Linked DNA regions of Homo sapiens: region 2 is linked to region 1. Evidence: read pairs that join two places in POLR2A ChIA-PET (ENCODE). Cell type or tissue: GM12878. All regions are shown on one strand. Each heading gives the region's core, and the rest is flanking DNA. Links, peaks and the distances in the headings are about the cores only.

What was found. ChIA-PET counts read pairs that join two places held together with the same protein. Peaks named below come from ENCODE experiments on the same cell type or tissue, not always from the same donor. Only the 100,000 strongest peaks of a DNase experiment are listed, where the experiment ranks them.
Region 2: POLR2A ChIA-PET joins it to region 1 with 6 read pairs; 13 of 35 experiments call an interaction of 5 or more read pairs at or near these places.

The regions. Positions count from the first base shown.
Region 1 is chr17:75,292,835-75,298,961 of GRCh38, reverse strand. It overlaps LOC124904059 (a long non-coding RNA gene), which reads right to left and starts at 3,443. Exons shown (of 2, transcript XR_007065908.1): 1 at 3,319-3,443; 2 at 1,083-1,251. RefSeq lists enhancers at 874-953, 1,124-1,383, 2,796-2,845, 2,886-2,935, 2,956-3,045 and 1 more and a silencer at 4,236-4,425. In GM12878, for the core only: no CTCF peak of the experiment used is centred there; DNase peaks (open chromatin) are centred at 1,341, 3,041 and 3,491; H3K4me3 peaks cover 2,233 bases; H3K27ac peaks cover 4,000 bases.
Region 2 is chr17:75,360,262-75,366,388 of GRCh38, reverse strand. All of the region lies in intron 2 of GRB2 (growth factor receptor bound protein 2), which reads left to right. Among named protein-coding and RNA genes, the nearest start is that of GRB2, 42 kb to the left of the region's middle. In GM12878, for the core only: no CTCF peak of the experiment used is centred there; no DNase peak of the experiment used is centred there; H3K4me3 peaks cover 458 bases; H3K27ac peaks cover 1,641 bases.

The sequences.
Region 1 (6,127 bases), core at 834-4,833:
CTGTAATCCCAGCTACTCAGGAGGCTGAGGCAGGAGAACTGCTGAAACTTTGGAGACAGAGGTTGCAGTGAGCCAAAACCGCTGCCACTACATTCCAGCCTGGGCTACAGAGCGAGACTCTGTCTCAAAAAATAAAAAATAAAAGAAGACATGGTTTGCGGTGGATGTGGGACATGTCAACCCTTCCACACACAGACACCTCTACCTTCACGACAGGGCTGCACTCTGTTCTCTGTGTGCATTTGATGGCAGGCAGGGTGAAGATGGGCTTCCCACAGACACAGCAAAAATTCCTTTTATTTTATTTTTTGAGACAGATTTTCGCTCTTGTTGCCCAGGCTCGAGTGCAGTGGCGTGATCTTGGCTCACTGCAACCTCTGCCTCCCAGGTTCAAGCGATTCTCCTGCCTCAGCCTCCCGAGTAGCTGGGATTATAGGCACCTTCCACCACGCCTGGCTAATTTTTGTTGTATATTTAGTAGAGAAGGGGTTTCACCATGTTGGCCAGGCTGGTCTTGAACTCCTGACCTCAGTTGATCCACCCACCTCGGCCTCCCAAAGTGCTGGGATTACAGGAGTGAGCCACCGCGCCCAGCCAGAAAATTCTTTCTCACAGAAGCTCAGAAACAGGTGATGAGTGAGGAGGCGTGGTCACCCACAACAGTTGATGATCTGGTCAAAGAGAACCAAATGCCGAAAACCACAAAGCTGGAAGCCTTGAGACCCTCCAGCAAACTTGGGAACCCTTCTTCTCTGGCCTGGTATTGACATTTCCTGTAGCCTCTTTTTGGAATTTCCTGTAGCGAAACAACGGAGTTTCGCTCCTGTTGCCTAGGCTGGAGTGCAATGGCGCGATCTCAGCTCACAGCAACCTCCGCCTCCCGGATTCAAGCCATTCTCCTGCCTCAGCCTCCAGAGTAGCTGGGATTACAGGCAGGTGCCACCACGCCCAGATAATTTTTATAGTTTTAGTAGAGACGGGGTTTCACCATGTTGGCAAGGCTGGTTTCAAACTCCTAACCTCAAGTGATCTGCCTGCCTCGGCCTCCCAAAGTGCTGGGATTACAGGCATGAGCCACCTCACCCAGCTAGTTTTTTATTATTAGTAGAGACAGGGTTTCACCACGTTGGCCAGGCTGGTCTCAAACTCCTGACGTCAGATGATCCGCCCGCCTCGACCTCCTGAAGTGCCGGCATTACAGACGTGAGCCACCGCACCCGGCGCCCTGTAGCCTCTTGATGTTTGACTCCCCTGAGAAGAGCAACAGAAGAAAGTCAAAATGGGTAAGAAATCAGCTATTGAAAGTTACTGGACAGTGAATCCTCTCTTTCTTTCTTTCTTTTTTTTTTTTATTTTAGTTTACTGGTGTTTGAGTCATTTGCTGAGTAAATCTGAAAGAACAAAGAAAAAAAGGAACTGTTGCCAAGGTGCCCCTATCTTTGGGGCTTGCAGCCTATCAGAACTTCCTCCAGAATCCTCCATCAGTGGTTGGCTTCTCATTATTTCCTCAGCCCTTTAGCTCTATTAAGTTTTAAAAAATAAAATGAAGGCCGGCCATAGTGGCTCATGCCTGTAATCTCAGCACTTTGGAAGGCCAAGGTGGGTGGATTGCTTGAGGTCAGGAGTTCAAGACCAGCCTGGGCACACCCCGTCTCATTTAAAAATAAAATAAAATAAAATAAAATGATGGAGATTTATATCCATGCAAAAACCTGCACATGAAGGCTTATGGCAACTTTATTCATAAATGCTAAAGCTTGGAAGCAACTAAGATGTCCTGTTTTTTTGGGTTTTTTGAGACGGAGTCTCGCACTGTCACCTGTGCTGGAGTACAATGGCATGATCTCAGCTCACTGCAACCTCCGCCTCCCAGGTTCAATCAATTCTCCTGCCTTAGCCTCCTAAGTAGCTGGGATTACAGGCGCCTACCACCACGTCCAGCTAATTTTTTGTATTTTTAGTAGAGACGGGGGTTTCACTATGTTGGCCAGGCTGGTCTCGAACTCCTAACCTCGTGATCTGCCCACCTCGGCCTCCCAAAGTGCTGGGATTACAGGCATGAGCCACTGTGCCCAGCTAAGACATCCTTTAATAGGTGAATGGATAAGCAAACTGTGTGCTGGAACCGCACAATGAAATGTTATTCCACACCAAAAAGAAACACACTATCAGGCCAGGAGAAATTGTGGAAAAACCTTAGCTGCATATTGCTGAGTGAAAGAAAGCCTGATCCAAGAGGGCAAGAATTCTGATTGATTCACTGCTGAATCTCCAACATCTAAAACAGTGTCTGGCCAAAACAGGCCCTCAATATTTGATGAGTTGTTGTTTTTTTTAAGTCCAGGCATATGGTGGCTCAAACCCTTGATCCCAGCACTTTGGGAGGCTGAAGCGAGGTGATTGCTTAAGGCCAGGAGCTCGAGACCAGCCTGGACAACATAGTGAGACTCCATCTCCATTAAAAAAAAAAAAAAAAAAAAAAAAGGCCGGGCACAGTGGCTCACGCCTGTAATCCCAGCACTTTGGGAGGCTGAGGCAGGTGGATCACGAGGTCAAGAGATCGAGACCATCATGGCTAACACGGTGAAACCCCGTCTCTACTAAAAATACAAAAAATTAGCTGGGCGTGGTGGCAGGTGCCCGTAGTCGCAGCTACTCGGGAGGCTGAGGCAGAATGGCTTGAGCCCGGGAGGCAGAGCTTGCAGTGAGCCGAGATTGCGCCACTGCACTCCAGCCTGGGCAACAGAGCGAGGCTCCGTCTCAAAAAAAAAAAAAAATGCAGATTATATTTTAGAACTGTGGAGGTGCAGAGGCAGCAAGGCTTGACCTACCCTGTAGTCCAACTCCATCTGAACAGATGAAGGAACTGCAGCCCAGAGAAGGAAAGTTACTTGCCAGAGACACACAGCAAGTTGCCTTCTGACTTTCAGGCCTCTTACAGAGAGCTGACCAACTCAGTTAGATGTTAAGAGACTCATTTGCCTCAGAAGCATCAGCTCAAGCAGCTGCTAAATACCAACTCTATTTGGTCAAGGCCAAGGAGATATTTACTCCTTCTTAGGAGGCGGGGGAAGTCCAAAGGAGCTTTTTATAGGCCTCTTTAGGGTAAGTGTTGGTGAAGTCACAGAAGGATTCACTTCCCCAAGCTGACGGGAACCGTTACTTTCTGGTTTCTCTTTTCAGATTTACTAAACATATTTAACTTAAAATGAAATGGCCAAATTTGAAATATATAAAAACTACAATCCGGGTCAGCCCAGGAAAACTAGCATCTACCTCCAGTCTCATCTCATCCCAGCCACCAATTTGCCACCTGACCTTGAGGGACTGCAGGCACATCTCCTAGTCCTTCTGGGCCCCGGCCAGATGAAATGACCTCCATGAATCTTTCCAGTTCTGACCATCTGTGGTGCCCTGGGTCTAAGTCACCCTACAATTAGCCTGTAGTCAAAGGTCCTTCCTGGCTTATCTGCTGATTGGCCTTTGAAGAGGCCCATTCTAAAATGTGGGTTTGCTCTAGTTCAGGAAAACAAAGTAGGGCCAAAGATCTCCTTAGCCAAAGAGATGATCTGGAAAGAGGTTAGCAATCAGTTCACAAACTGACCTGGACAACAGAGATAAAACATGAGGGCTGCACTTGCATGGGGAAATAAGGCAATCCCTAAGCAAGGAGACAGAGGGAGTGAGGGAGGACAGTGCAGCCCGGAAGACCACAGTGAGGGACGCTTTCGACTAGAACAGGAAGTCAAATTTCTTTTTTAGGTTCTGCCCATTATGGGCCAACTTAACATCTTTATTTTTATTTATTTATTTATTTTTGTTTATTTTTGAGATGGAGTCTTGCTGTGTTGTCCAGGCTGGAGTGGAGTGATCTCGGCTCACTGCAACCTCCTCCTCCCAGGTTCAAGTGATTCTCCTGCCTCAGCCTCCTGAGTAGCTGGGATTACAGGTGCCCACCACCACGCCCAGATAATTTTTGTATTTTTAGTAGAGACGGGGTTTCACCATGTTGGCCAGGCTGGTCTCGAACTCCTCACTTCAAGTGATCCACCTGTCTCGGCCTCGCAAAGTGCTGGGATTACAGGCATGAGTCACTGCACCAAGCCCACCTTAACATCTTTTTTTTTTTTGAGATGGAGTCTCACTCTTGCCACCCAGGCTGGAGTGCAGTAGTGTGATCTCAGCTCACTGCAACCTCCGCCTCCTGGGTTCAAGTGATTCTCCTGCTTCAGCCTCCTGAGTAGCTGGGATAACAGACACCTGCCACCATGCCCAGCTAATTTTTGTACTTTTAGTAGAGACGGGGTTTCACCATGTTGGCCAGGTTGGTCTTGAACTTCTGACCTTAGGTGACCCATTCACCTCGGCCTCCCAAAGTGCTGGTATTACAGGCGTGAGCCATCGTGCCCGGCAACACCTTTAACTATCTTTTTCCTGTGTGGACAATGCTTATCATTACTTGCATTGAGTGAAAAAAGAAAAAAGGTCATCATTTTGTGTACACATGAACTGATTTTCAACAAACATGAACAGAGCAGTTTAGTGGAGAAAGAATAGACTTTTCAACAAAAACAGAGTTCCATGTACTAGAACAATTAAATATCCAAGTACAAGAAAAAAACCTTCAATATCTCATACCAAACAAAAAATAACTAAAAATGGATCAGAGACCTAGATGTAAAACCTAAAACTATAAAATTTCTATTAGAAAACATAGGAGAAAATCTTTATAACCTTTGACTAGGCAAAGATTTCTTTGGTAAAGGCCAGGCATGGTGGCTTACACCTGTAATCCCAGGACTTTGGGAGGCCCAGGAGTTTAAGACCAGCCTGAGCAGCATAGGGAGATCCTATGCTGTCTCTACCAAAAATTAAGGCCAGGCACGGTGGCTCATGCCTGTAATCCTAGCACTTTGGGAGGCTGAAGCAGGCAAATCACTTGAGGTCAGGGGTTTCACAATGTTGGCCAGGCTGGTCTCAAACTCCTGACCTCAAGATGACCAACCCAGCTTGGCCTCCCAAAGTGCTGGTACAGGTGTGGGCCACCGCATCTGGCCAGGAACCAATTCTTTTTTGAGACACGATGGCTGCAAACATCACAAAATGACAGACAAGCAGGCATTATGGTGTTCCTCATGGAAATACACAACACCATGTAAGTAGTCTCATTTAAAAAAAAAAAAAAAAAAAAAAAAAACGTTGGCCGGGCGCCGTGGCTCATGCCTGTAATCCTAGCACTTTGGGAGGCTGAGGCAGGTGGATCACCTGAGGTCAGGAGTTCGAGACCAGCCTGACCAACATGGTGAAATCCCATCTCTACTAAAAATACAAAAATTAGCCGGGCATGGTGGAGGGCATCTGTAATCCCAGCTACTCAGGAGGCTGAGGCAAGAGAATTGCTTGAACCCAGGAGGCAGAGGTTGCAGTGAACCAAGATTGTGCCACTGCACTCCAGCCTGGGCAACAGAGCGAGACTGTCTTTACAAAAAAAAAAATCAGGCCAGGCACAGTGGCTCATGCCTGTAATCCCAGCACTTTGGAAGGGCAAAGTGGGCAGATCACTTGAGGTCAGGAGTTTGAGACAAGCCTGGCCAATGTGGTGAAACGTCATCTCCACTAAAAGTACAAAAATTAGCCAGGTTTGGTGGCATGTGCCTGTAGTACCAGCTACTCAGGAGGCTGAGGCAGGAGAGTCGCTTGAACCCTGGAGGCGGAGGTTGCAGTGAGCCAAGATCACACTACTGTATGACTGTACTCCAGCCTGGACAACACAGCAAGATTCTGTCTAAAAAAAAAAAAAAAAAAAGGCTGGGCGCAGTGGCTCACGTCTGTAATCCCAGCACTTCGGGAGGCCAAGGCGGGCAGATCATGAGGTCAGGAATTTGAGACCAGCCCAACCAACATGGTGAAACAACCCCGTCTCTACTAAAAATACGAAAATTAGCTGGGCGAGGTGGCACATGCCTGTAATCACGACTACTCAGGAGGCTGAAGCAGGAGAATCGCTTGAACTCAGGAGGCGGAGTTTGCAGCGAGCTGCGATTGCGCCACTGCACTCCAGCCTGGAGGACAGAGTGAGACTCTGTCTCAAAAAATAAAGAAATAAATTTTAAAAATCAGGCCAGGT
Region 2 (6,127 bases), core at 1,320-5,319, 67 kb before region 1:
AAGTAGAGACCATACTGTATATAACTTGCCTTTTAGAAAAATAAACATTTTCCCATTGTGTTAAGCCACTGTTATTTGCAGTTAACAGAATGTGTTATACTAGCCTACACAGTCGAGTTATGTGTGTATTGGCTCACATAATCGAAACGTTGAAAGGTAGTATAGAGATCAGATAAGATTTGATCAGGGCTGAAGCTCAGCATCTCCATGATTTTTTTTTTCCAAGTTCTGCTCTGAAATTTGTAACGGCTGCAAGGTATTTCATTATATGAATGCACTATAAATAAATATTTAACTGTTCTACTACTGGACATTGTAGGGTGTTTCCTTTCTGCCTCCCGCTATTAAAATAATGCTTAGGTAAACATCCTTGTTATGTTTACATGTGTTTTAAAGGAAGAGTAAGACTTGATATGTGATTAGGTACGACTATGAAAGAGAGGAAAGAGGAGAAATAGTGTGAAAAATGGTATTTCTACAGGTAGAAATGGGCAATTTCAATAGAAGGGAGACATGGGCAGCTGATGGGTTGGGTTGGGCATGCTGAGTGTGAGTCCATTCCTCTAGCCATTCTGTTCATCTTTTTGGTGCTCCTGAGCAACCCCTGGGCACCCACTGGTTATTAATTGTTTCTAACCACTTCTATTTTATCTTTTAATGACTCATTGTACTGGCGGTTTTTTTTCTTTCACTCATTTTCTTTCTATCCCCCATAGTTCCATTGTACTTTCTTTTTTCTTTGTTGTACTTTAATTTGAACTTTTTCGCTTTGGTATAGATTGTACCAGATGTTCCTTTTCAAGTTAAACCAAGCAATCCATTACTACCACAGTTGTATAAGGTGAACCTTTTAAGTCATCTTCTCACCAGAATAACCTGTCCCCATCTAGTCTTCTGTGTTTCACTTTTATTAAAAATGCAAAACTGATTTATTCTGAGTAAAAGAATAGCTGACTTTTCTGTACCATTATTTATAGCAAAGTAGAATTCATTAAAGTAGGATTTAGAATTTCTTGGATATAAAGTTCTGTCCAGGAAGATTTAAATGGTTCTAATTTAGAGGTTTCGGGGTTTTGTTTTTTGTTTGTTTTGTTTTGAGAAAGTTAACCGTAGGAGATCTAGCGTAAGATGAGCCATTCGTTTCTGCCCCCTTGATGGACTTTTCCCACTGTAAACATAAGCCTCTGGGTGGGCAGCAGATGGAGCTGCAGTGGGGTTGGTGTCGGACACCTGCCAGCTTGTGGAGCTCACATATTCTCATTATAGCAATCATTTGATACTAGAACTGCCAGAGAATGTCCTAAAAATAAAGGTGGCCAGTACAAGATTCGTTTGATTTTACTCTTCATGGTCTGCCATTAGAAGTTTGGGTGTTAGGCTCAAAACTACCAAATAAAAACAATTTCGATGTTTTCAGACTGCTCTGTCTTCTGAAAAATGAGAGATGCTTTTTCCCTGTGAGAATTGACCTAAGTAAATAAGTAGTTAGTAGATTTTTTTCCTAAATGGACCTCAAAACACTGCCTTTTTCTGCTTGGCTGGGTTTTTATGTTTGGATAGAATGGAGAGATTAGATTGGGTACTAGATACTTGTCTGTGAAGCAGTTTAGAGTAATCCTGTTATTCTGAGTTCATTGTCCATAATAGTCTTAAATCTGAAATACCTCCATCCCCTACAGCTGCAGAAAATAGACAACCCTAATAGAAACCTGTCAGATGACTGATTACAGGACGTACTGGTCAGAAATAGTATGGACGATGATCTTTGGGGGTCCATTAAAGATGGTATAAAACAACACAGGGAGGGAAGTTTACATAGTGGTTACAGACATGGACTCTGGAATTGGTCAGACCTGGGTTCCGATCCTGCCTCTTCCACTTGTAAGCTCTGTCTCCTTGGGCAAGGTATCTGGTTTTTCTGGGTGGACCTTAGATTCTTCATCTGTAAAATGGTTATAGTACCTATACACCTTACAGAGTTGTGAAGATGAAATGGCCTAATTTGTCATGAATTCTGGTACATAATAAATCTTTACTAAATGTAAGCTGCTGTTTGCTAAAGGAGAGACTAACTCATTTCTCAAACATGTTGAGTGTCTACATAGGTATGTAATAAAACCACAGCCACTACTGTGAAGGATATGGGCTGGCGATTTAAGCCCAGTTGGTTTGAGTTCACTAGTAGAGGCAATGTACAAGGCAGCTTGGTGGCTATGCGTACTATTAATTGGGCAAGGTAATATGGGAGATAGAATATTTTTTGGAACATACTGAGTTCCATTTGGTTATGGTTAAGTTTGTGGTTCTTGTGAGACATAGAGGGAAAGAGATGTATTGGGCTGTTAGATATGCTGGTTTAGGCTGCAGAGATTTGGGCATATCCAAATAGAATACAGGCAGCAATGAAGTTTGTGCAGAGGTTGGCTCTTTCTAAAGTGAAACTGTAGAGTTAGAACAATATCAAAAAGCAAACCTTGAGGAATGCCAAACTTTTTTTTTTTTTTTTTTTTTTTTTTTTTTTTTTTTTTTGAGACGGAGTCTTGCTCTGTCGCCCAGGCTGGAGTGCAGTGGGGCGATCTCCGCTTGCTGCAATCTCCACCTCCCGGGTTCACGCCATTCTCCTGCCTCAGCCTCCCGAGTAGCTGGGACTACAGGCACCTGCTACCATGCCCGGCTAATTTTTTTGTATTTTTAGTAGAGATGGGGTTTCGCCATGTTGGCCAGGATGGTCTCGATCTCTTGACTTGGTGATCCACCCTCCTCGGCCTCCCAAAGTGCTGGGATTACAGGCGTGAGCCACCATGCCCGGCCCGCTAGTTTGCTCTTAAGCTCAGCAAAAATTCAGAGTTGTGATTTAATAAGCGTGAGACTTAGTAAAGCATTTTGTAAATAGAGTATAACATTCCTTGCATTTGTTGTACTTTTGGTTTCCTGAAATAATAGACAGTGTATCTATCACTCTCCTCACCACAATCCACATAGCTTTCCAGAGTAGAAAAGATACTCCATGGAGAAAGTTTAGAAGCAGAAAATGAAATGAGACTGTGTGGAAGTAAAAGTAGCCTATCCTCTGTAACTGATTTTAGAGGTGACCTGTGACCTGGCAGTTCCTTATTTATGAGTGGGTACAGGGCACACATTGACCAAAGAAGATAGTTTAGGTGAGGTGCTACCCTATCTTTGAGAATGGGACTCTTGGCTCTTAAAATTAGAAACCAGGAGATCTATGGGATGGAAAATAGCCTTCCCTTTCCCCCAAATCAAACAGATACACATACTTTGTGACAGGAATAGATTATGAAATATGGTGTCCAGAACAAACTGTCTGCTGGGCTTTTAAAAGGGTTTTATACTTTCTGCTGGGCACCTAGAGCACTTACTCTCCCTTCTGTCTCCTTTTATTACCCACCTCAAGCAGTCATAATTTTTTTCCTTTCCATTCCCTAGGCTTAGCCCTCTTCCTTCCTCTACCCCCAAAATGGGAAAGCCTTTAGTATTTAACTGTAGTACTTTATTTGGCTGTCAGTATTTGTCATATTAGTAATTGGGTGAGCTTGGCTGGAGGTGGGGGGCTGTTCTGCCCTTTTTAAGATTGGCCCACACACCATTGTACTTAGGTACCCACACAGGAGCAGAGCAAGTTGGCTAGATTTTGAATACAAAAGCATGATATTGTGGGTGGGAGCATGTATAGTTTTAGAATTTTTAAAGTAAGGCAAAAACCATGTACCTAATGAGGCCAGTGGAATAAACTTTACAACAGATAGAACTTCTGTTTCTGTTTAACACCCAGCAATAAAAATGCTAAGAACAGGGATAAAGTGAAAATTATTAAGCCCTTGTATCTATTGCTGACTGGTAAAACCAACACATCAAAAAATATCTTTTGGCTCCCAACTTGTTAATAGTTTCTGACTTACGTGTGTTCTGAGTGATTTGGTGGAGTGAATGAGCTAGGTCTTGATTTTTCCCTCAAAGGATTGAAATTTGGTTCTTGGAGGGTGAAAAAACAAAACTCAACTCTTCATGCATAAAGCACAGATAAACAGTACAGTACATAAATATATGTGTATTTTCATCTGTGGTATCAGAATTTCATGAGAAGTGGTAATTAAGGAAAAAATGTCTACAAAGACATGGCGGAGGTGATGATGATTAATAAAAAGACTGAGATATGGGGCTCTCCCCTTTGAGGACCTGTAGGACCTACGTATCTGTGTCCTGGAGAGGCTAGTGGCCCTTCTTTATTTTTCTCATCTCTAAAACTGGGCCTGAGGGTGATGAATGGTGTCACTAGCTGAAGTGCTTCAGGAATGCCAGTGGGTACTCTTAGGATTATTATGGCACAATGTATGTGGTTCTGACACTTAACCAGGAATACAAGCAGTGCTTTACATACTTTCCTTGTATTGGAGAGCCTAGTGGTTGCATTAAACATGAGGGAAAAAATCTGAAAAAATACCAAGTATGACAAGAAATGAATATTATTTTAATAATCCCTTTTTTTTTTTTAATAAAGACACAGACTGGTCTCGAACTCCTGGCCTCAAGCAATCCTCTCATCTCTCATTTTAATAGAGTTGCTCAGTTAGTAATGGACATGTAATGAGCGTAATATATTTTGCTCATGAAATCCTAATGTTTTCAGGGATATTAAAACTTAGTAAATTGGGAAGCTTTTTCCCCCTAGTTTGGTGGGGAGTTTAATGCCCTGCATGCATCACCGTCTCCCCACTCCATAATTTTTAAGGATGGCTCCTCAGACTCTGTGTATGAGTATTTCCCTCATACCATATTTGGTATTTTTGCAAGTAGATAACTTGGTACCTTTGTAATATGATAAGTCTAGATAGATGAAGGAAGTAGTGTTTCCTGATAAATTACGCAGTTAGTTGGTAAGGAGACGATAGGATTTATGATGACATTTTTAGGAGTCAAGTGTTTAGACCCATTTTTCTGAGGATTTCCCTGTCTTTCCCACAGCATAGGAGACCATCTTGTCCTATTTTTCTGTCCTTATACTGCCTGAAGGAAAGATGTGCATTTGGATCTTTGCCACTCTGTAGTTTAGTTTGTTCCCTTGTCCTCGTTTAAGACAGGTTCGCAAAATGTTTTTGAGAACAACACAGACTGGAATTTGAATTGAATTGCACTTTTTCTTTTTATTAGCTGTTTGTGGTCAAGACATCTGACCTCTTTGAGCTCTGGTTTGTTCATCTGTAAAATAAAAGTACTATCTCTGGGAAGGGTTGCCTTTAATACAGGAAGGAAGTGTAACAGGTACACAATATATTGTACCTTTTAAAAGTTTGACTTTAGGTCAGGCATAGTGGCTGATGCCTGAAATCCCAGCACTTGGGAGGCTAAGGTGGGAGGATCGCTTGAGGCCAGGAGTTTGAGACCAGCCCTGTTCAATAGAGCAAGACCCCATCTCTACCAAAAAAAAAATTAAAATTAGCTGGGCGTGGCAGCACATGCCTGTAGTCCTGACTGCTCCAGAAGCTGAGGTGGGAGTTCAAGGCTGTAGTGAGCTGTGTTCACGCCACTGCACTCCAGCCTGGGTGAAAGAGCAAGAACCCTGTCTCAGAAAAAATTGAAAAAAGTTTAAAGTGAAAAAGAACATAGCATCATAGGACTCTTATTTTATAAGGGGATTTATCTGAGGCCCAGAGAAGCCAAGTGGGCAGAGAGCAAGGTGAGCAGGAGCAGCTGGGCCCATGCCACAAGGTCCCTGTGTGTCCTTTTTGCCCCACAAACCTTGCTTTTGTATTAGGTCACTCCTTACTGTACAGACACAAGTGGTAATGATGGTGTTTTGCTGTCCTGTGTGAACTAGTGTTGAGTTTGACCTCAGTTGAATCAGTAGGGGATTACATTTCTGTGAATTCTGTGGAAGCCTTCTAAAATCAGATAATTACCTTGCTTGTATTTGTGACTTCAGTTACTAGGCTTTATGATAGGAATATGGATTGGAAAATACTCTAAAATCCCATCTGGTCCTTTGATTTTTGTGTGTGAAGGGCTTAAAATTACCAGGAATTGTTCCAGACACAGAAAACTAGTTCCTGTTGTCCAGAATTATGTTTCTAAGATAGTAATGGGAGGACTAAACTTGTAATCTGTTGAA